Linked DNA regions of Homo sapiens: region 2 is linked to region 1. The links are chromatin loops, found by intact Hi-C in ENCODE. Cell type or tissue: A673. All regions are shown on one strand. Links, peaks and the distances in the headings refer to the core of each region. The heading gives the core; the rest is flanking DNA.

Region 1 (11,255 bases), core at 1,786-9,785:
AGTATCTCCTATTAGAGTGAGTGTGTGTCACATCTGGAAGCTGCCAGGTTCTGTTCTAATACCCTTTTCTGTTTCAGTAGAGACTACACACAGATTTTGCCACTGTGAATGGGGTGTGTTGCTTTTCTTCCATATTAACTGTATTTTCTCAGCCTTTCCTGTTGAAGCCTGAGTCCTTTCAGTCAGGAGGCCTGTGAGCTTCCAAGCTGAGTGGACTTGGAGGGAAAGTGAGAGAATGTTGATAGGGTCTTACAGCAAAAATGAGCCCTGTGACATCCTGTCTCTTGGAAGGGTTGGAATGCTTTTGTCCCTGTTCTAAAGAGTCACTCTCCAGGGACGGAGCATCATGTTAGTTCAGCTTAGATTACATGATCTCCCTTTGGCTAGAAAGGGTAGAACCTCTGCCTATGGTCCTACTACATTATAGCCACTGAGAAAGTGATAATTCAAATAAAGTAGAAGGAGAATGGATGTTGTATTAGTCCGTTTTCACATTGCTATAAAGAACCACCTGAGCCTGGGTAATTTATGAAGAAAAGAGGTTTAGTTGACTCACAGTTCCATAGGTTTAACAGAAAGCATGGCTGGGAGGCCTCAGGAAGCTTACAATCATGGTGGAAGGCGAAGGGGAAGCAAGCACCTTATTCACATGGTGGCAGGAGGGAGAGAGAGAGAGTGAAGGGGGAAGTGCCACACACTTTTAAACCATCAGATCTCATGAGAACTCACTGTCACAAAAACAGCAAAGGGGAAATCTGCCCCATGATCCAGTCACTTCCCACCAGGCCTCTCCTCCAATATGACATGAGACTTGGGTGGGGGCACACATCCAAACCAAATTATTGCACCCGTGACCCCTCCCAAATATCATGTCCTTTTCACATTGCAAAATACAATTATCTCTTCTCAACAGTCCCCTAGTCTTATTTCAGCATTAACTCAGAAGTTCACAGTTCAAAGTCTTATCTGAGACAAAGTAAATCCCTTCTGCCTATGAGCCTGTAAAATCAAAATCAAGTTAATTACTTCCAAGATACAATGGGGATACAGGTATAGGGTGAATGCTTTTGTTTCAAGTGGGGGAAATTGGCTGAAAAAATGGGGCTGTAGTCCCCACACAAGTCTGAAACCCAGCAGGGCAGTCATTAAATCTTAAAGCTCCAAAATGATCCCCTTTGACTCCATGTCTCACATCCAGGGCACACCGATGCAAAAGGTGGGCTCTCAAGGCCTTGGGCATCTCTGCTTCTGTGAGTCTGCAGGGTACAGCCCCCATGGCAGCTTTCACAGGCTGGCATTGAGTGCCTGTGGCTTTTCCAGGTGCATAGTGCAAGCAATCAGTGGATCTACATTCTGGGGTCTGAATAATGGTGACCCCCTTCTCACAGCTCTACTAGGCAGTGCCCCAGTGGTTACTGCGTATAGGGGCTCCAACCCCACATTTCCCGTCTACATTGCCCTAGTAGAGGTTCTGCATGAGGGCTCTGCCCCTGCAGCAGACTTCTGCCTGGACATCCAGGAGTTTCCATACATCCTCTGAAATCTAGAGAGAGGTTCCCAAACCTCAACTCTTGCCTTCTGTGCACCCACAGGTCCAACACCATGTGAAAGTTGGCAAGGCTTGAGGCTTGCACCCTCTGACACCACAGCTTGAGCTGTACCTTGGCCCCTTTTAGCTGGAGCTGGAGTGGCTAGGACACAGGGCACCATGTCCCAAGGCTGCAGAGAGCAACTGGGTCCTGGGCCCTGCTCACAAAACCATTTTTCCCTCCTGGCCTGTGATGGGAGGGGCTGCTGTGAAGTTCTCTGAAATGCCCTGGAGACATTTCTCCTGTTGTCTTGGCTATTGACATTCAGCTCCATTTTACTTATGCAAACTTCTGCAGCAGGGTTGAATTTCTTTCCAGAAAATAGGGTTTTCTTTTCTACCACATGGCCGGGCTGCACATTTTCCAAACTTTTATGCTCTGCTTCCCTTTTAAATATAAGTTCCAATTTCAGATAATCTCTTTGTTCATGCATATGAGCATACACTTTTAGAAACAGCCAGGTCATGAATGCTTTGCTGCTTAGAAATTTCTTCTGTGAGATACCCTAAATCATCTCTGTCAAGTTCAAAGTTCCACAGATCTCTAGGGCAGGGGCAGAATGCCACCAGTCTCTTTGCTAAAGCATAGCAAGAGTGACCTTTACTCCCGTTCCCGATAAGTTCCTCATCTCCATCTGAGACCACCTCAGCCCGGACTTCATTGTCCATGTCACGATCAGCATTTTGGTCAAGAACATTCAACAAGTCTCTAGGAAGTTCCAAACTTTCCCACATCTTCCTGCCTTCTTCTGAGCTCTCCAAACTATTCCAACCTCTGCCCATTACCCAGTTCGAAAGTCACTTTCACATGTTCTGGTATCTTTACAGCAGTGCCCCACTCCTGGTACCCATTTTCTGTATTAGTTCATTTTCACACTCCTATAAAGAACTGCCTTAGACTGGGTAATTTCTGAAGAAAAAAGGGCTAATTTACTCTCAATTCTGCAAGCTTAACAAGAAGCATGACTAGGAGGCCTCAGGCAACTTAAAATCATGGCAGAAGGTGAAGGGAAAGCAAGGACCTTCTTCACATGGTGGCAGGAGAGAGAGAGCGCGAAGGGGGAAGTGCCACACATGTTTAAAGCATCAGATCTCATGAGAACTTGCTATCACGAGAGCAGCAAGGGGGAAATCCATCCCCATGATTCAGTCACCTCCTACTAGGCCCCTCCTCCAATTCGACATGAGATTTGGACAGAGACACAAATCCAAACCATATCTAAGATGTTGAGCAACTTAAACAAAAACTGCGCCCTTGCCCACTATAGATGCCCAGTCGTTCCTCATCCCACAGGAAATATGGGCTCAGAGACCTCAATGGTGGGTAGCATCATTGAGTGTTTTCCTCTAGCCCCAGCAGTTTGATTCTGTTTAATCCTTCTTTTCTCCCTAAATTATGTGGGCGCCATAGTTACCAGAGTTACAATTAATTCACAGATTAGGGGAAAAGCCATGACTTTAGGAAGCATATGGATGAATTAAAATGTTGGCTTTTCTACTCATTAGCTGGATGCTCTTGACTTTTCCCAGCCTTGGTTTCCTTAAGGGTGCAGTCAAGGGGATGAGATGCCTCCCAGAGTTGTTCTGAGAATTAAATGGAACAGGTTTAGTGAAAGCGCTGAGCTGTGTGCCAGGCATATACGAAGTAGGAGTTACTGAATGGATGTGTGATGGTGGTTCACCCTCCCCGAATCCCAGACTGGGCACCTTGGGCTCGCTGCCTCTCCATAGCTGCTGCAGTTCCTAGTGTTTAAGAGTGTGGGTTTTAGAGTCATACAGACCTGGGTTCCATGACTGTCTGATTATGTTTCCTTGGGCAAGTTTTTGAACTCTCTGAGCCTTAGTTTTCTCCTCTGTAAACTTAGCACTGGTTCCTTCCTCCATCACATGGTGGTGGTGAACAATCCCATGACAATGCAGGATGTAGATATTTAGCTCAGTGCCTGGTGCATAAATAGTGCTCCACTGTTATCACACAGGGTGAAATTGCCTTATGGGCTCAAGCCCGTGGATTCAGACCTTACTTCTGGCTGCATCTGCCTTGCTCCAGATGTCGACTATTCCCCTTCCTGCAGGGGAAGTCGCACTTTTAGCCCAAGAGGGAGGAAATGGCTGCTCCATTGCCACCATCCTGCTCAAGGTTCAGCCCTACTGGTCCCATATTTGTGCCTTGACCTGGGTTACTCTGTCCCCAGCCCCACACAGTGGGCCTCAGTGACTCTCTCAGTCTGTGGGGGAGAAAGTTAACAATTCTGATTCCAAGAGCTTTGGAAAAATCCCACCTCCTCCAGCAGTCATTATTTATTTATACTTTAATCTTCATGGATTACTCTGAGTTGCTCATAGCTTTCCAGAAAGCTCCGAGTAAGTGGAAGTCGTACATGCACCCGAAGTAATTAATGCACTTTCTACTAGTGAGAGAAGGTGTAATTCGCAGGAATGTGTGTCAAGACCCACCCTGCTAAATTTATACCCTGTAATTTGCAATGTTTGTTGGCACTGAATTGGCAGGTTGGTGAGTCTAGCCTACCTGCTTTGCAATTATATCTACTGGCCGGTATTGTAGGATTGAGTAACTGGAGAGACTCATCACTTAAGTAAATTAGAACCTGCTTCTGGGACCCATCTGAGATCACCCTCTGGTAGGGAGGCTGGTTAATCATGTTTCCTTTGTGCATACTGGAGAGAATCTGATAAAGGTGAGGGAGGGAAGAGGCGAAGGCAGTCCTGAGGCTTGCCTGAGTGTGGAAGGACCGGCGGCTTGGGAAGGCATTTCTTCAGCAGTCCTCCTCAGCCAGCACTCTGGAAAAGGAAAACACAAAACTGTTAGAACAGAAATGGTCTTATGGTCCATTTTATGAGCTGCATCAGCCCTAATAATCAGCTCTGGGGGAGACTCGTGTTAGTTTTTAAAACTAGAAGTCACTTTGCAGCCTCTGCAGACCAGTGATTTTAGTACAGTCCTCGTAAATTTTCTTTCTGAGGGGAAACTGGCAGGAGAATCCGACAGGCTGCAATGTAAGCTTGTAGTTCAGGTGCTGGGAAGCGGGTGTGAGATGGTTGGATTTTTCCATGGCTATGTTTTTGTGGCCAGATAAAAGAATTGAGTGAAGATGAAATAAAGTTTAGGCAGACCCAACCCTTGTAGAAATCCCAGACACTCAGTTTACTCCACGTGACCTCTGGTGGACTGTTCAGCCTACCTGAGTGGCCTCTTCTCCTTTGTGGAAGGGAGCAAATGAGTCTTTTGATTAAAGTTGTTATAAATATTAGATGCTTGTAAAGGCTCCGGCACATGGAGAATACCCAATAAATGGTAGTTATCATTAGGGCCATTTTTATGTGAGGAGGGCATATTATTTGTCATTTGTAAAGAACACTTGGGGACGCAAACCAGGCAGAATGGGTAAACAAATTGGGTAAAATCCTATATTTTTTCAAAAAGCCATTTGAATGTGCACCTGAGGCCTGAAAATGTGGATTAGATACAGATTGTGCTTTGATGAGAGTGCAGTTGTACCTCAAGGAAAGCCTCCTCCATCCCAACTCCAGGGTTCATGGAAGACGGTAGCATTCCTATTTGGTGTTGGGACCTCTTCAAGGCTTGAGAAAATATAAGGAGGAATTTAGAATCTGGGGAGAGGGATCCTTTCTCCCAGGAGTTTGTTGGGGTCAAGAAATGTAACTTTAAATGCTCCTATTGCAAGATTGGGTTTGTCGATACACAGGCAATTCTTTGGGTGTTCCAGTCCTATGGGGTGAGAAAGAATGAATATATATATTTTTTATCTGTCTCTGTATGTGCCTGTGTCAATTCCTAGTAAATATTTATGGGCTGGCAAGTTGCAACTGGGAAAGGCCCATGTTTAACTGGCTAAATATTAATAAGCATATTCAAGAGAACTGAGGTCTTTGTTTTGTCTTCTTAAGAAATGAATCCGCTCTTATTCACTGTGTATTCACAGGAAACTGTGCTGTTCAGGGAAGAAGTACTGCCTTGTTTTCCTTGTAGGCTTTCCAGCTTGGATTTCGATTTCCACTGAGGCCTTATTTTTAAAAACATGTTTTTACAGCAGCATTACAACTGTGGAGATTATAGCAGTCTCCTACAGCTTTGGTTATGAAAATAATATATATCGTCTTTTTATTCCCTTTAATTGACCATTCTCTTACCTTCCTTTGTCTCCACATGGAGACACGGCTAGATATCTCCCTCCTTTGTATTTTTTTCTCTCTTCTCCAACACTCTGAGATCAAGGCCCAAGTAAGTACACACCTTCACTTTTATCCTGGTTTCCTGGTATCCAGTGAAATGGATTTCATACTGCTGAAATGTCCATCCTTTCCCCAACTCATATCTGTGGCTACTTCTACCTTTCTCTTCCTGGAACTTTCCTGAAGAGTTAATTTCCTTATCTTGGCAGTGCTTCCCAGGAAACTCCCTTTTTTGCTCTGAGACAGACCTTTTAATAGTATTAAATCAAATGCTTCCAAACCATAGTTTAGACCCCCTGCTCTGGGAGCAGTCATCATAGGCAGGGCTTTGACGAACTCCCTTTGCAGGATCTGGTTGTCTATCCTGGTCACCTGGATTTACAAAAGGCTAAGAATAGCATTGGAGAAGACAGTCCTGTATTATTTTTCACTTACATACCTGAAAAATTAGTTTCTATCCGAATAGAAATGGATTTCCACCCAGCCAGAGGTTTATGCTGAAAGATGTAAAGTGGAATTGGGAAGATAAAATTAGACTCTTTAGGAAAGAATGGGTTTCCCACCTCCACTATAATCACTGTCATGCACCCTTATAAGTGGATTGGGTGTTGCTGAAATGCAAATGCCATTCGTTCTGTTGCTGATTTGCTTACCGAAAGTTGCAGAAATTCAATCCATGCAGAAAATTCTATGAGTCACTTCATTTCCTGCAACATTTTTTTTCCATTATTCATATTATGGAAAAGAGCACATCAAAAAGGCAGGTCTGCAAATAACACAGTTTTCAAAAAGATTGTTTTATTTTTCTTACGAAGAAGTTTTCCAGAAATCTGTAACCAGTATCAGGAATTCTCCAGCTTTGTATACATAGCCACTCATGATCGGATTCTACTCCTTGCTTTTATCTTGCTTGTTGTCTTTGGGGTTTTGAAGATTTGAAGGAAACTGGTCAGAATTATTGACAAAGTGCTCAGGCCTCAAAAAATACTATCAGAATAAGGGACTGAAGAGTATAACCTACTTTATTGTGTTTGTGTCTGGAGTATCTGAGTGTTAAAATTTGAAGCCCAGGGTAGCTCTCTGTATTGCTTGTTACATTTTAGGATTGCTTGCCCCTTGCTCCAATGGTGCAGGCAGAAGAAATGCAAACAAAGTACAGCATTAGCCTTAGCAAAACATATAACTAGGACAGTGGATCTGCTGCCAAAAATACCATCTGCTGTTTTCCAAAGCCAGAGATGGATGACTTGAGTTGTCTCTGCCTTCAGCAAATAGTCAAGAGACTAAATAGATTTATTTACTTTAAGTTTGCCCAGCCCTTCATAATATTTCTTATTAGAAGAAGAATATATTTTGGAATTAGTGAAGATAGACCCAACTCTTTGATTCCCAAATGGATGCCTAAAAATTTCCAATAGCTTCCAAATTGGATTTTCTTATTACTTTTCTTTCCCATCTCTTTCTACATAGGGCTGCCAGGTTAACCTACCTGAAGCATTACTCATCTCATGTCACTCCCTTGCTCAAAAACGGATGATGTTGGCTTCTCCTTGTGTATAAAGTTAAGTCCAAGTTCTATAGTCTGGCACTTAAAGCTTTTCCCACCCTTATATCCTCCTCTCCATGACCATTTGCTTTCATGCCTCCATTTAGCTCAGCGTTTCATTTGGAATAGAGGTCTGCATCATACCCAACCTGCAAAGCAGCCTGGGTGGAAATTATTCCATGCAGCATTCCATGATGCTTCCCCTGGAATAAATTTCCCCCTCCTTAGAAATTCTTTTTTTTTTGAAATGGAGTTTCGCTCTTGTTGCCTAGGCTGGAGTGTGATGGTGCGATCTTGGCTCACTGCAACCTCTGCTTCCGAGATTCAAGCAATTCTCCTGCCTCAGCCTCCTGAGTAGCTGGGATTGCAGGCATGCACCACCAAGCCTGGCTGATTTTGTATTTTTAGTAGAGGTGGGGTTTCTCCATGTTGGTCAGGCTGGTCTCGAACTCCTAACCTCAGGTGATCTGCCTGCCTTGGCCTCCCAAAGTGCTGCAATTACAGGCGTGAGCCACCGCACCCAGCCCCTCTTAGTAATTCTTACATTCCATTTCTTACTTTCTTCTGTGGCATTTATGACTTCCAACTTTTATAATTATAAAATAATTTTAATTTTATAGCTCTTTAGGTGCACACTTCTTCTCTCCTGCTCAATAGTAGGTTTTTGATGTGCTCAAGTCTTGTATTCCCTGCAACCTTGAGTATAGTAGGTGTCTAATGCTTTCTTTTTGGGTAAATGAATGAATCAGTTAGTTGAATGAGTGCTTACTACAAAACAGAGCATGCGATAGGCAGCGGGTATCTATTAAATATAAATATCTTGTTCCATGGCCCCAATCAGTGAAAAATGTCATTGTTGAGGAGGTCACTGGCTAGGAATTTTAGAAGTGAGAACACAGTGGTCATTGCTGTAGTCTAGATTTGGGTGGTCCTTCAACACTTCAGATGTATAATTAATTTGGGATTTGTGTATCAAAAGTTCTGCTACCTCAATAATACTGATATTATAACCTTTGAAAGGGTGGAGAGAGAACCATAAGCAATTGTAACTTATGTATTCTTCATCAACAGGTCTATTCTGCTATTTTGGGGACATAGCAGAGGTCAGTTGGAAAGAGATTTAGCGAGCCAGTTAGAGCCTGATTTGCATGCTAGTTCTCATTACCTGGCTTGTCATCTTGAACCTCAATTTCCTCATCTGGAAAATGGGTATAAGTAGCTACCCGATGCAGTGTGGATTAAATGACAAACAGAAAGCACCAGTGCAGGCTCTAACACATAGTGGGTGCTCCACGAATGCAGGCATCACGTCTAAGGGAAGTCTGAGTGGCGGCCTGTCACCAGCATCATGACTGTTTGACTTCATAGTCTAACTGCATGACTGTGGGGAAGAAGGCAGGTACGGTCATAGAAGTTTGCTATTTTCTTCGAAAGTGATTTCTTACTATTGATTTTAATCAGTTTAGATTGTTGTTCTTCTATATTCTAAAGTCTCTAGGGGTTAGGAATTCTGATTAATATATTCTATAGTAGTCTCCCCTTATCTTCGGGGGGTACATTTCAAGACCCCCAGTGGATGCCTGAAACCGAATATAGTACCAAATTGCTGTCAACTGAAACCTATTTCTGTCCATGTGTTCCACCTACAAATTTAATGCCTTTCCATCCTAACTAAGCACTTATCACACACTCTGGCTATAACTTTTGCAGTTTGAGGTGTGACAGCAAAACTAGCACAAATTCTTTTTCCTTCTTCACAATTTCACAGATAGAAAATTTTTTCTCACTGTACATCTTAGCAACCTCAGCATAAGTTTTTTTTCCTTTCCTTACTAAGTCGAGAACTTTCACCTTTTCACTTAAAGGAAGCACTTTACAGCTTCTCTTTGGCATACCTGAATTACCAGCATCACTCTTCTTGTGCTTTGGGGCCATTATTAAATAAAATTGGTTACTGAAACACAAACATTGCAAGACAGAGGCAGTTGATCTGATAACTGAGACCGTTCTTAAGTGACTAATAGGCAGATAGTGTAGACAGTGTGTGTATGCTGGACAAAGGGAAGATTCATATCCTGGGCAGGACAGAGCAGGACGACACGAGATTTCATCACACCGCTCAGAATTGGACCACAATTCAGAACTTATGAATGGTTTATTTTTGGAATTTTCCATTAATATTTTCAGAAGTCCATTGACTGAGGGTAACTGAAACTGCAAAAAACGAAACTGCAGAAAAGGGAGGACTATTGTATTTCAAGATGTGAACTTCTGGGAATTTTAAAACTGGAAAAAAGCTGGATGGAAAAGTTGAAAAGAAAAAAGTCAGATGTTTGGGAGCAGAGGTTGGAAATTTATGCAGTTTCAATTCTATTTCCATTATACTTCTAAAGTTACCGTTAATTTTGAAATATAAAAAATGTCCATTTTGTATAAATCAGCTTGCCCAAAGGTATTATATTTGGTATATTTAGAGATAGAAATGCTGTTCCTTATTTGTACAGGCAACCTGAGAAATATTTTGTTTTCCAAATATCGCTGAGTGTTCTTATCTCTTGTCCTTTGAGCAGTACTGAGGATAATGCCTGATTCATAAGGGCAGTTGGGTAATAATACATTTTTTTCTGAAATTGTGTGCTTATTAGCAGGGCTTCTTAGCCTCTCAGCAGTTTGCTGATGCAAAGGGACTTTGAAGGAATGATGTCTGTTTCTTCTTCTTCTTTTTTTTTACTTTAAGTTCCGAGATACATGTGCAGAATGTGCAGGTTTGTTACATAGGTATACATGTGCCATGGTGGTTTGCTGCACCTGTCTACCCATTGTCTAGGTTTTAAGCCCTGCATACATTAGGTATTTGTCCTGATGCTCTCCCTCCCCTTGCCCCCCACCCCCCTACAGGCCCCTGTGTGTGATATTCCCTTCCCTGTGTCCATGTGTTCTCATTGTTCAACTCCCACTTATGAGTGAGAACATGTGGTGTTTGGTTTTCTGTTCCTGTGTTAGTTTGCCGAGAGTGATGGCTTCCAGCTTGATCCATGTCCCTGCAAAGGACATGAACTCATTCTTTTTTATGGCTGCATAGTATTCCATGGTATATATGTGCCATATTTTCTTTAGGAGTGATGTCTATTTCTTTGGATGGTGTTTTACAAAGTCTGTTTCCTTTTCTTCTCAGGAGTTTGCAAACCCCCAGGGGAGTGTGCCTGAGTTTTTTTCCTTCTCTCTAGCTGGGGTGATTGACAGTGGCTGTTACAGATGCCTTGAAATCTTTCTGCCTCCCATCCACCAGTTTTGCTGCTGCCCCATAGATAAGTGTTGTCCGCTAGGATCAGGAAGACATTGGTGGAGAGCTAAGGTAAGGCAGGCTTTGCAGGCACACCCCCTTTTTTTTCCTCAAAAAGATACTTTGTAAAAAAGTCTTCAGTTGGTTCTTTCTTTTGAAACCTTTCCTCCTGTGGTTTTTGGTTGTGTGTCCTGTTGCTGAACTGTGGGCCTGTGATTCTTGGGCCTGGCAAGTGTGTGCTGAGGTGTTCCTTCCACGCCTCCCTGTTCTTGGAGGCTGAGCTTTGAGCAGACCTTTGCGTGTTTACACAAGTTTGGGATTTTTACTGGGGTTGGAGAGGTGTCTGGAGATGGAGTTGCTCTGGGCAGAAGTTTGAACAGAAGCTGTTTTGTGGGAACACAAGAAGCTGATCTGAGAAAGAGAGACAGACAGATAGACAGAGAGAGGGGTGCATGACCGGCATGGAGCTGTGTACTAAATACAAAGGAATGGTATTACCAGCCTAGGCTTTAATGAAAATGCTGTGTAACACCATTATGGGAAATGATAACTTCTGTTGTGCCCAAGGAATGGAAGCGGCTGGAAGGGTGCAGTATGGGATGTGCATGGTACCTGCAGTGATG
Region 2 (11,255 bases), core at 1,752-9,751, 54 kb after region 1:
CTGTATCAGAATGACCTGGAGTCTTCAGTAAGCAGCTTCCCAGGACCTTTCTGGGATATTCTCAATCAGGAGGCCTAGGATAGACTCAGGAAACTGCCAGTGTCCCAGGAACCACACTATGAGAAACGCCGCCTCACTCAGTGGTTCCTGTGATCGTCAGGGTCCCTGGTGGATTGAGGCCAACTTGGGAAACATTGATTATTGGGTTTGGGATGGGGCCAGAAGCCCACTTGTATCCTGTTTCGCCGGGGGAGCCTAATCTACACTCAAGTTTGTGAATTCCTCGCAGTAATTACTTCTTTACCTCCTCATCTTTCGTCTGTCCCTTGGCCCCAAACTCTTCCTCAAGCTAGTGTCCCACTGGCTCTTGTTCCTTCTCCTTTGTTGTAGCCAGTGTGTGACTCCTTGGCCCTCTGCACCTGGCTTTTGCATCCTCCACAGTAATGTTTTGCTCCAAGAATCTCTTAGTTGTCAGATCCAGCAAATGTTGAAATACGCTATTACTTGGCCTTGAAGCGGTACTGGACACTGCAGACTGCCTCTTCGTCTTCTCTCCTTTGTTTGCTGAGATTCTGCCCACTATCTCTTGGCTGCCCTTCTACCTTCTTGGTCTTCCTCCCTGGATCGTCAGTTGCCTGGAAATGAATTCTGACCTTTCCATCTAATACATTTTCCCTTGCTCATTTATTTCCATAAACTAGTGATCCTCAGATATTTTTATTTCCTGAATGATTGTCCGAAACCACACATTTGCGTCACCATTTCCTTGCTTAACGTGGACTCTGGAGCCAGCTGGTCTGGGTTCACATCCTGGCTCTGCCACTTGTCAGCCAAGAAATCTTGTGCAAGTCACTGAGTTCTTTAGGTTGCAGTTTTCTCATCTGGAGGAGGGATGAAGTACCTCATCTCAGTGGAGCGCCCAGCACTGGGGTTGATGCCCTCTGAGCACTCAGGAGATGTCTCTTTGATTTTCCTTTAATCATTAGTAATAAGTAGTAGGAATAATAACAACAACCCTCCAGTGGCTCCCAGATTGCACATGAAATCAAGTGTGTCTTAGAGAGCCCTCCTGGCTGGTCCCTCCTGTCTCTTCAGCAGCAGCTCCTTCCCTCCTGCTCTCCGCCCGCCAGCTCTGTCTCACACCCTGGTGCTGTGGCACATGCCATTTCCCTCTGTGCCTCTGTCTTCCAGGCACAACACTGGAATCTCACTGGAGCACTCACACCACTTCCCCCAGAAGCAAAGAGCCACGTCTTCCTTCACGCTTCTGGTCAGTCTTGGGGGTTTTTCTGAAGCATATGACCTACTTTATCAACTCCATTTGCTTATAGGTCTGCGTCTCTGTCAGATTGCGAGCTCTTTAAGTTATGCTTGCATCCCTGGCATCGGGTTTGGCTGACACTCATTGTGGACTGTTTGAATGAATGAATGATTTAGTGGCACTGCAAATCAAAACCCAGTCCACTGGTATAGAGGGAGAGCCCTCTGAATGTCTGAGATGATCTTACCTTGTTACATACAAAAACTTAGAAATCCTTCTTGAGTCCTCTGTTTTAGTAATTGCCCACTCTCCCTATTCTAATCCATTAGCAAGCCCAGTCAACTCTACTTCTAAAGCAGTGGGTCTCAGTCAGAGGTGATTTTAACCCTCATAGTCATTTGGCAATGTATAGAGACATTTTTGATGGTCACAATTGGGGTTGCAGCTGGTGTATATGGATAGAGGCTAGGAAAGATGTGAAACACCTTACAATGTATAGGACAGTCACCTCAACAAAGAATTATCCAGCTTTAGTGTGAAGAGTGCTGAGGTTGAGGAACCCTGATTTAGAGGATACTGAGTTCATTCACAGCTCTCTGTCTTCCCCACTCCTGTGCTAGTGTAAGGCACTGTTGTCACTCCCTGGACTGGTCTTCCTGCTTCCTTTACCTCCCTCTGTGCCTCCCTCTGTGCTCTCAGAGCATTTCTCACAGGGCAGCTGAGTGGTCTTTTATAAAGGATAAATCAGGCCAGGTACAGTGGCTCACACTTGTAATCCCAGCATTTTGGGAGGCTAAGGTAAGAGGACCACTTGAGCCGAGGAATTCAAGACCAGCCTGGGAAACATAGTGAGACATTGTCTCTACAGAAAATGAGAAAATTAGCTGGTCAGTAATTCATGCCTGTAGTTCCAGCTACTCAGGAGGCTGGGGCACACTTGAGCATGAGAGGTTGAGGCAGCAGTGAGCCATGATTGTACCACTGCACACAAACTTGAGCAACAGAGTGAAACCCTGTCTCAGAAAAAAAAAAAAAAAAGATAAGGTCACTCCCCTGTAATGACTTCTCATCACAGCTAGAATTCTGAACTCAAACTCCTTAGCCAGGCTGAAGAAGCCCTACCTGACCTGGCTCCTGCTGACCTCTCTGATTCATTGTACCCTCCCCTGCCATCCCTGGGCACTCTGCTTCAGCCCCACTCCACAACCCTTCTTTCTGTTTCAAGTTCTTCCCAGGCTTTAGGTATGTTCTTGAGATGTTGCCTCTGCCTGGCTGCTGTCCCCTCTTACCCTTGGTTGGCTGACTTCTTGTCTTCTAAACCTCTCTGGAACTGCTTCTGCCTTAGATATTCCTTTCCTCAACACCCAAACTACTTGTACGGTTGCCGACTATCACATCTCCGTACATCACCACCTAGCACTTAGCACTGCCTGATTTGTTTTTTGTTTTTTCTTTTTCATCCTCCCCTGACTAGAGCACCATTGAGAGTGAGACCTCCCCTGCCTTGTGAAAGGCTCTATCCACCCATGCTTAGCACAATGCCTAGCACATAGCCAGTTATCAATAGACAGTGATGGGAATAGGAGGGATAGTAATAGTTTACACTTATGTAATGGAGACTAAAAAGTCTAAGTGCTTTACATTTAATCTCCAAAGTAGTTTTGCGAGATGGGTATCATGATTGGCATCTTCATTTTACAGATAAGGAAATGGAGGCATCAGAAGTTATATAACTCAGCTGGGTGAGGTGGCTCATGCCTGTAATCCCAGCACTTTGGGAGGCCAAGGCAGGTGGATCACGAGGTCAGGTGATTGAGACCATCCTGGGTAACACTGTGACATTCCATCTCTACTAAAAATACAAAAAACTAGCTGGGCATGGTGGTGGGCACCTGTAATCCCAGCTACTCGGGAGGCTGAGACAGGAGAATGGCGTGAACCCGGGAGGCGGAGCTTGCAGTGAGCTGAGATTGCGCCACTGCACTCCAGCCTGGGCGACAGAGCAAGACTCTGTCTCAAAAAAAAAAAAAAAAAAAAAGTTATATAACTCACAATCAAAGATCATGTAGCCATGTAGCTAGAAAGTTGCAGAGCTGGGGTTTAACTTAAGTGGTCCAACTCCAGAGTTGTTGCTCTTAATCACCCCACCACAGTGCTTGTTGAGGAAATGAATGTGGAATTTGAATGATGAATTCACACTCATCCTTCCTTAGGGTAGCCTTTGTAGGATTGGGATTCAGTCTGATCTGGGTTCAAATTTTGTAACTGACTCACATTTTATGATTTACTTGCTTGTGTGATGGGGTTATGGTGTGGGAGCACCAAAAATCTCTTGTCTTATAAAGAGTTCACTTCTAATGTTCTGGATACTTCTCTCCATCCTCACTATTGATCATGCTTCCTTTGTTGTTTTGGTCACAAGGAAACTCAACTAAAATTTGAGCCCTGATACTAGTAATCATATAATAGTTTGTGGAATGCTTTTGTCTATTACCTTTCTTTTCTGCTTTTCCTTATAACATCCCATTTTCCACATTTTAAACTATTTATTTATCTCAGCCAACTCAATTTATGAAAATATGAATTTATAACAGATAAATATGTATATAAAAGTGTGTCCCTGGACAGGTTACCTAACCACTGTGATGCTTCCTGTCTTCTGTGCAGTGTTGGTAATCATTCCTGCCTCACAGTTTTTTGGTGGAGCCTAAGTGGGGTAAAGTCCACGAAAGCCCAGAACACACAATAAACATTTAGTAAGAGTGTCTTCTTCCTCTTCCTCATTTACGGTAAAGATGAGGAAATCTTTTTTTTTCCCCTGAGACAGAGTCTCGCTCTGTTGCCCAGGCTGTGATGCAGTGGTGCAATCTCGGCTCACTGCAACCTCCGCCTGCTGAGTTCCAGTGATTCTTCTGCCTCAGCCTCCTGAGTAGCTGGGACTGCAGGCACGTGGCACTACGTCTGGCTAATTTTTGTATTTTTTTAGTAGAGACGGGGTTTCACCATGTTGGTCAGGCTGGTCTCGAACTTCTGACCTCAAGTGATCTGCCTGCCTTGGCCTCCCAAAGCGCTGGGATTACAGGTGTGAGCCACTGTGCCTGGCCAAGCATGAAGCAATCTTGTGCTGGTACCTGGCATAGTGGAGGTGATAGAAGGTGGTTTAATATGTCTTACTGAGCTGCTAAGCAGCAGCTGCATGTCTTATTGAGCTGCTAATTGATACTACTAACTGGGGAGCTCCATTACAAAAACCCACAATAAATGATAGGCTGTCATCATGCCCTGTTTTGGGCGGCTCTTTTCACTATAATAAATTGGTTTTTGAGCAGCAGAAAGATAATAGGTTTAGTAAGTAGAAAAGACTCGACCACAGGGGGCTTGTGCATAAAGCTCAGCCTGGAAAATGGAAAGCATTTATCAGTAAGACCCACAGAAACTTTTATTACTATGGCAACTGGGTCTTTGGTAAGTCTCTCTTTAGCTAGATTATAATGTAGTAGTGAGGAATATCAACTGTATGTTTCAATTGCTTATTAGCTCATAAAATTGCCAGTTTGCATATTAATTGTTACTGGATAAAATAGCCCTATTTTTAGGTGACCCAGTCACCCATTTTCTGATACCAAGCCACTTTGGGAACTTAAAAAAAAAAAAACAGTAGTTATAGTAATAAAAACTCTTAGCCTTAGACAGGCATCTTCTCATTTAATCCTCCCAGCTACTCTGTAAGGTCAGTTTCATCTCCCATTTTACAGATGAGAGAGGAAAAGCCCAGGGCAGTTAGGTAACTTGTCCAAGGTCACGGTTCTGGTAAGGTGTAGATCCAGGATTTGAATCCATGTCTGTTTGATTTCTATGATAAAAATAACTTTATAGTCTTAACCATTAATATGGGCTATAGCCCATATGATATAGAATATAAAGTTTCTGTAAATCTGAAAAGGCAAAAAATCCAAGAGTATTGACCTTTCCCTAGTACAGGGTTGGTTCTTCAACCTCAAAAGTATTGACATTTTGGGGCCAGGTAAGTCTTTCTTTTTGTTACTGAAACACCAGGGGTTCGGTCTAGGTCCTGTTACTCGACACACAGAAAGCCAATCACTGACACGACGATTATTGCCAAGGAAGAAGCCTTTAATTAGGTGCTGCAGCTTAGGAGATGGGAGCTCAGTCAGTCTCAAATCCATCTCCCTGACTGACATGGTTTGGCTGTGTCCCCACCCAAATCTCATCTTGAATTGTAGTTCCCATAATCCCCACGTCATGGGAGGGACCTGGTGGGAAGTAATTTAATCATGGGGGTGGTTACCTTCATGCTGTTCTCATGACAGTGAGTGAGTTCTCATGAAATCTGATGGTTTTATAAGGGGCTTTTCCCCCATTTGCTTGGCACTTCTCGCTGCCGCCATGTGAAGAAGCACGTGTTTGCTTACCCTTCCACCACGATTGTAAGTTTCCTGAGGCCTCCCCAGCCATGCTGAACTGTGAGTCAATTAAACCTCTTTCCTTTATAAATTACCCAGTCTTGGGTATGTCTTTAGGTGTATCTTTATTAGAAGGGACTAATACGTTGACCCACTAAAACTAGCTTTGTATAGCAGGGAAGAAATGTAACAATGTGTAAGAAAACAGGAACTGGGAAAGGGCAAGGAAACGATTATGATGAATAGAGAGTCTCTGCATTTCATTGTCTGGATGTGGTGATCTGGTGAGTTTCAGCTCTTTGATACTTTTTTGAGAGGCCTGAAAGTCCTTCCCTGAGGAAGGAACTGAAATAAAACAAATGTAAACTTCAAACTTAAGACCAGAAGGGTTATCCACACCCACCCCACTACATCCCCCAGTATTGCCTAACTTTGCCTGGGGAGGAATTGGCTAATTAGGACTTTCCTGGAAAAAAGCAACTCTTTCATTTCTGATGTCACCAGTCTTCTTAGATCTCAGGATTTACCAGAAAGTTTTGTTCTTTATTTGGTTATGTTCAGAGAGCTGTGCAATTTATTGCGACTATCTAATTTTAGAACATTTTAATCACCCCAGGAAGAAACCATGTACCCATTAGCAGTCATTCCCCATTCTTCCCTCTCTTAGTCCCTGGGAACCACTAATCCACTTTTTGTCTCTACAGATTTGCCTATTCTGGACATTTCATATAATGGAATCATACAGTATGTGGCCTTTTGTGTCTAGCTTCTTTGACTTAGAATAATGTTTTCAAGGTTCATCTGTGTTGTATCATGTATCAGTACTTCATTCCATTATATGGAATATAGGAGTCCAGTTTCGTTCTTTTATATGTGAATTTCCAGTTGTTTCAGCCATTTGTTGAAAAGACTATCCAGTGAATTTTCTTGGCACTCTTGTCAAAAATCAATTGACTAGAAAAGTAAAGGTTTGTTTCTAGACACTCAATTTTATTTTATTGATCCATATGTGTACCCTTATGCCAATAACCACAGTGTCTTAATTACTCTAGCTTTGTGTAGTACATTTTTAAATTGAGAACTGTTAGTCCTCTAATTTTGTTCTTCTTTTTCAATATGGTTTTGGCTATTCAGAGTCCCTTGAATCTCCATATGAATTTATGATCAGCTTGTCCATTCTGCCAAGAAGCTAGCTGAGATTTTAGTATAAGGGTTCCATAGACTCTGTGGATCAATTTGGGGAGTATTGCCATCTTACCCAATTTTAAGTCTTTCAATTTTTGAACATGGTTTGGCTTTCTGTTTACTTAGGTCTTCTTTATTTCAGTGATGTGTTGTAGTTTTCAGTGTACAAGTCTTACACTTCTTTTGTTAAAATTATTCCTAAGTATTTTATTATTTTTGATACTATTGGAAATGGAATTGTTTTCATAATTTCATTTTTGGATTGCTGATTGCTAGTGTATACAAATACAATTGATTTTGGTGTATCCACCTTGTCTCCTGCAACCTTGCTAAACTTGTTCGTTAGTTCTAATAGTTTTTTTTAAAAAATTTTTGAGACAGGATCTCACTCTGTTGCCCAGGCTAGAGTGCAGGAGTGCAGTGGTGTGATCACAGCTCACTGCAGCCTTGACCTCCCAGGCTCAAGTGATACTCCTGCCTCAGCCTCCCAAATAGCTGGACTACAGGTGCAGGCCACCACACCTGGCTAATTAATTTTTTTTTTTTTTTTTTTTTGTAGAGATGGGGTTTTGCCATGTTGCCCAGGCTGGTCTCCAGCTCCTGGGCTCAAGTGATCTGCCCTTCTTAGCCTCCCAAAGTGCTGGGATTACAGGCATGAGCTACCACTCTTGGCTAGTTCTAATAGTTTTTTTGTGTATGAGTTTGAAATCGTTCTTGTTTTCTAATGTAGGCATTTACAGCTATAACTTTCACTCTCAGCCTTGTTTTGGTATATTGTGCTTTTGTTTTCATTCATCTCAAATTATTTTTTAATTTTATTTTTGATCTTCCGACCCATTGGTTATTTAGGAGTGTGTTAATTTCCACATACTTGTGAGTTTCACAAATTTCCTTCTGTTGTTGATTTCTAATTTCATTCCATTTTGGTTGGAGAACATATGTTATATGATTGCATTCCTTTTAACTGTATTGAGGTTTGTTTTATGTCCTAACATTTGGTCTGTCCTGGAGAATGTTTCATGTATGCTTGGGAAGAATGTGTTCTGTGGTTGTTGGGTAGCATGTCCTGTAGACTTCTATTAGGTCCACTTTGTGGTGGTGTTCATGCCTTCTGTTTTCTTGTTGATCTTCAGCCTAGTTATTCTATCCATTATTGAAGATGGAGTACTGAAGTTTCTAACTATCATTGTTTAACTGACTATTTCTTCCTTTAATTCTGTCAGTTTTTGCTTCAAGAATCTTGGGGCTCTGTTTTTAAGTACATGTAATTATGTCTTCCTGATAGAAGACATTGGCTATTTTATCATAAAAGTTCTACTTTGACTCTAGGAACTGAACTTTTTTTTGTCTTAAATTCGATTTTGTCTGATATTAGTATAGCCACTTATACTCTCCTGATTTCAAATATTTTTTTAAGCCTCCCAGGCTATTCTAATATGCAGCCAGGATTGAAGGCACTGCTTTTTTGGATAAGTTAGAAGCTGAGGATCAGTATTTTGTTGTTAAAGTTAGCTCATAGCTACCAAGAGATGATAGCCATGGGATTTTCTGATTCCTGTGACTGATGTAGAAGGCATTATAGAAATTTCAGGATGCCTTGGTGAAACCTTTCCTAGAGCAAGACTTGTGGTGCACTAACGTACTATTTTCCCTAAAGAGTTGTTTTCAAGTTACATCATGACACAGAGAATGTTTTCTTGTGCAGGCTGTGGGAACAGCCTGAAGGAGCCTCCCTCCCTCTCTGCCCTGTTGACACACTCACCTCTGATGTATCTGAATGGAAGTCTTCAGTTCCCGTGGGTGTTACAGTGGCTTATCTTCACATTGTAGGCCTTTATATCTGCCCTTTGCAGGTGTTTTGAGACAAAACCTGAGTTTTAGGGTTCTGCTGTTTATGTGGATCATGTGGGGAGGGCCAAGAAAACCTTTCAGAGATGCCTCTAGAGAGCTCATCAGAAATGAGCTTCCTCTTTGGAGTCCGAAGGCAAAGAATATGCCACGGAAGCGAGGATGTTTGAAGAAGGAAAACCTCAAGGTTTGCTAGGAGCCAAGGGGATGGGAGAGGGTGGAGGCTCTGAAAAGTAAACCCTTCTTCTTTTGGCAAAGATAACCCTCCTTGCCTAAGTGAGATGGAAAAGGGTCTAGAATGGAGTCCTCTCTGAGTTCATTCAGACTTGAAAACTGTCTGTGATTCTTACACTCTTCACTCATTTTCTTTTTTTTTTTTTTCTTACTTTTTTCTACTGCTTGTTAGGAGTCATCCCTTAGATATCACCTTTCATGCAGTTGGATGATACCTTTACTGAAAGACTCTTTTTTTAGGTGGAAACTATTCTGTTCTCCCTGAATCTCTGTGCTCACATCTGGTCTTAATCCCAGGGACTTGGATCCACTGTCAGGAAGTTTTTCCACCAAGTAGTGAAAAGCCTCCAGAGGCTCAGTTACCTAACCCACATTTATTTATTATCTTTTTAGATCTTTCCTCACCCCTCAAGATTTGTCTGTAGAAGCAGCGGTTGGGAATATCTTAGTTTCCTGCTTATAAATTCTCTAGAATTTTCATTCCAATGTATATGCACACAAAAACCTCTTTATCCACATATGTGTGTGCATTACAAATAGCCAAAATAAATAACCTTTAAAAACCCCTTTACATTATAATTTCCTAATCCCAAACTTGCTTGGTGGAAATTTTGCCTTTTTTTTCCTCGTCATTCTTCGTAATAAAAGTACTTTAAAGGTCGATGATAGCCACTTTGAATTCTGTTATGGTTTATAGTGTCTTTCTTTCTAAAAGTACGAAGAATATTATGGGCTTGTCTCTCTTCTGCTCCCTCAGGGCTGTTGGGGGGATGAGGAGATTTCCTTGACTTTCAATAGCCTCATGATATCTTTGTGAGTTCATATAAAAAGTTTCTTCAGAAAAAACAAATCTGACTCATCACTTTCCTTTAGAAAGATGTCTGTTGGCTTCCAGGATAATTCCAGACTCCTGTCTGCCTCGCTCCCAGACGCATCTCCTGCCGCATAGCCCATGTCCCAGGTGTCCTAACTTCTCCCAGATTTCTGTACAAGCCATAACCTGTTTCAACTCTGAGCTTCAGTTCATGCCATTCCTCTTGTCTGGAGTGTCCTTCCCTCTTTTTTTTCACTAACACACTCCTAATAATCTTTCATACCCAACTAAAATAGCACAGGTTTATGAAGTACTCCTTGGCTTCCCCAGGCTGAGTGGGTCCCACTCTTTCTGAGTTCCTTTTGCATTCTGGCCATTCCCCACGTATTAATTAAGCATCCACTGCTGGGCAGAAAGTGTCTGAAATGATAATAATAATAAATGGGAATAGTAATAATAGCTAATACTGTATAATAATGCTGGATAATCTGTAACACTCAATACTACATAACACTACATTTTATATTTTATAATACTATATTTTATAGTGTAATATCAAATAATAAGATGTAATGTATAAAACGATAGCAAATATAGTATTAACTATCATAGCTAATACTTTGTTCCAGAAAAAGTGCCAAGTAATTATTACATTGTCTTATTTAATCCCCTCAACAACTGAGCAAGGTTGGTAGTGTTCATCTCTCTATTTCCTGATAAGGAAATTGAGGCACAGAGTGGGTAACCAACTTACCATAAATCATATGGCCAATAAGTGGTAGACACAACATTTAAACCCAGGCAGGCTGACATCTAACTGCTTAACTGCTGTAATTAACTTTTTTTTGAGACAGGATCTTGCTCTGTCACCCACGCTAGAGTGCATTGGTGTAATCTCAGCTCACTGCAGCCTCTGCCTCCTGGGCTGAAGCGATCCTCCCACCCCAGCCTCCAGAATAGCTAGGACTACAGGCGTGTGCCTGGCTAAATTTTTTTTTGTATTTTTTTTGTAGAGATAAGGTTTCACCATGTTGCTCAGGCTGGTCTTGAACTCTGAGTTCAAGCAATCCACTCGTCTTGGCCTCCCAAAGTGCTGAGATTACATGTGAGAGCCACCACAGCTAGCCATAATTAACTGTTGAAAGGCAAATGTTGATACAGCTTCTGTTGTGCTTACCACATCTCATTGCAATCATCTGCTTATTGTCTCTTTTTCGTTCTCTTTCTCTTGGCCAGGTGTTTTTTTTAGCTAAGGGCCTCTTGCTAGCAGGAATCATTCTTGCAGCCCCCACACTTGGTTCTGTGTGTGGCATAAAGTGAGTTTGAGAATTAATGTTGGTGGAATGAATAACTGAAAGAGCAAAGCCTTAGACTGTCTAAACATTACATTGATTTCCACCTCATTTTTCTCAGGACTAGCCGTCTATGTGTAAAGCAATTTGTAGAACCATGAACTATGTTAGGGAAGGGAGGGCATTACTGAATCTCT

The links. Peaks named below come from ENCODE experiments on the same cell type or tissue, not always from the same donor. Only the 100,000 strongest peaks of a DNase experiment are listed, where the experiment ranks them.
Region 2: a loop joins it to region 1, with 4 times the contacts of the local background. A loop is called at or near these places in 3 of 110 quality-filtered maps.

The regions. Positions count from the first base shown.
Region 1 is chr11:36,003,230-36,014,484 of GRCh38, forward strand. The region is part of intron 1 of LDLRAD3 (low density lipoprotein receptor class A domain containing 3); the gene reads left to right. MIR3973 (microRNA 3973) reads left to right here and starts at 6,869; the gene lies at 6,869-6,975. In A673, for the core only: no CTCF peak of the experiment used is centred there; a DNase peak (open chromatin) is centred at 6,472; H3K4me3 peaks cover 623 bases.
Region 2 is chr11:36,057,076-36,068,330 of GRCh38, forward strand. All of the region lies in intron 2 of LDLRAD3 (low density lipoprotein receptor class A domain containing 3), which reads left to right. It overlaps LOC101928510 (a long non-coding RNA gene), which reads right to left. Exons shown (of 2, transcript NR_135064.1): 2 at 6,208-10,186. Among named protein-coding and RNA genes, the nearest start is that of MIR3973, 53 kb to the left of the region's middle. In A673, for the core only: no CTCF peak of the experiment used is centred there; no DNase peak of the experiment used is centred there.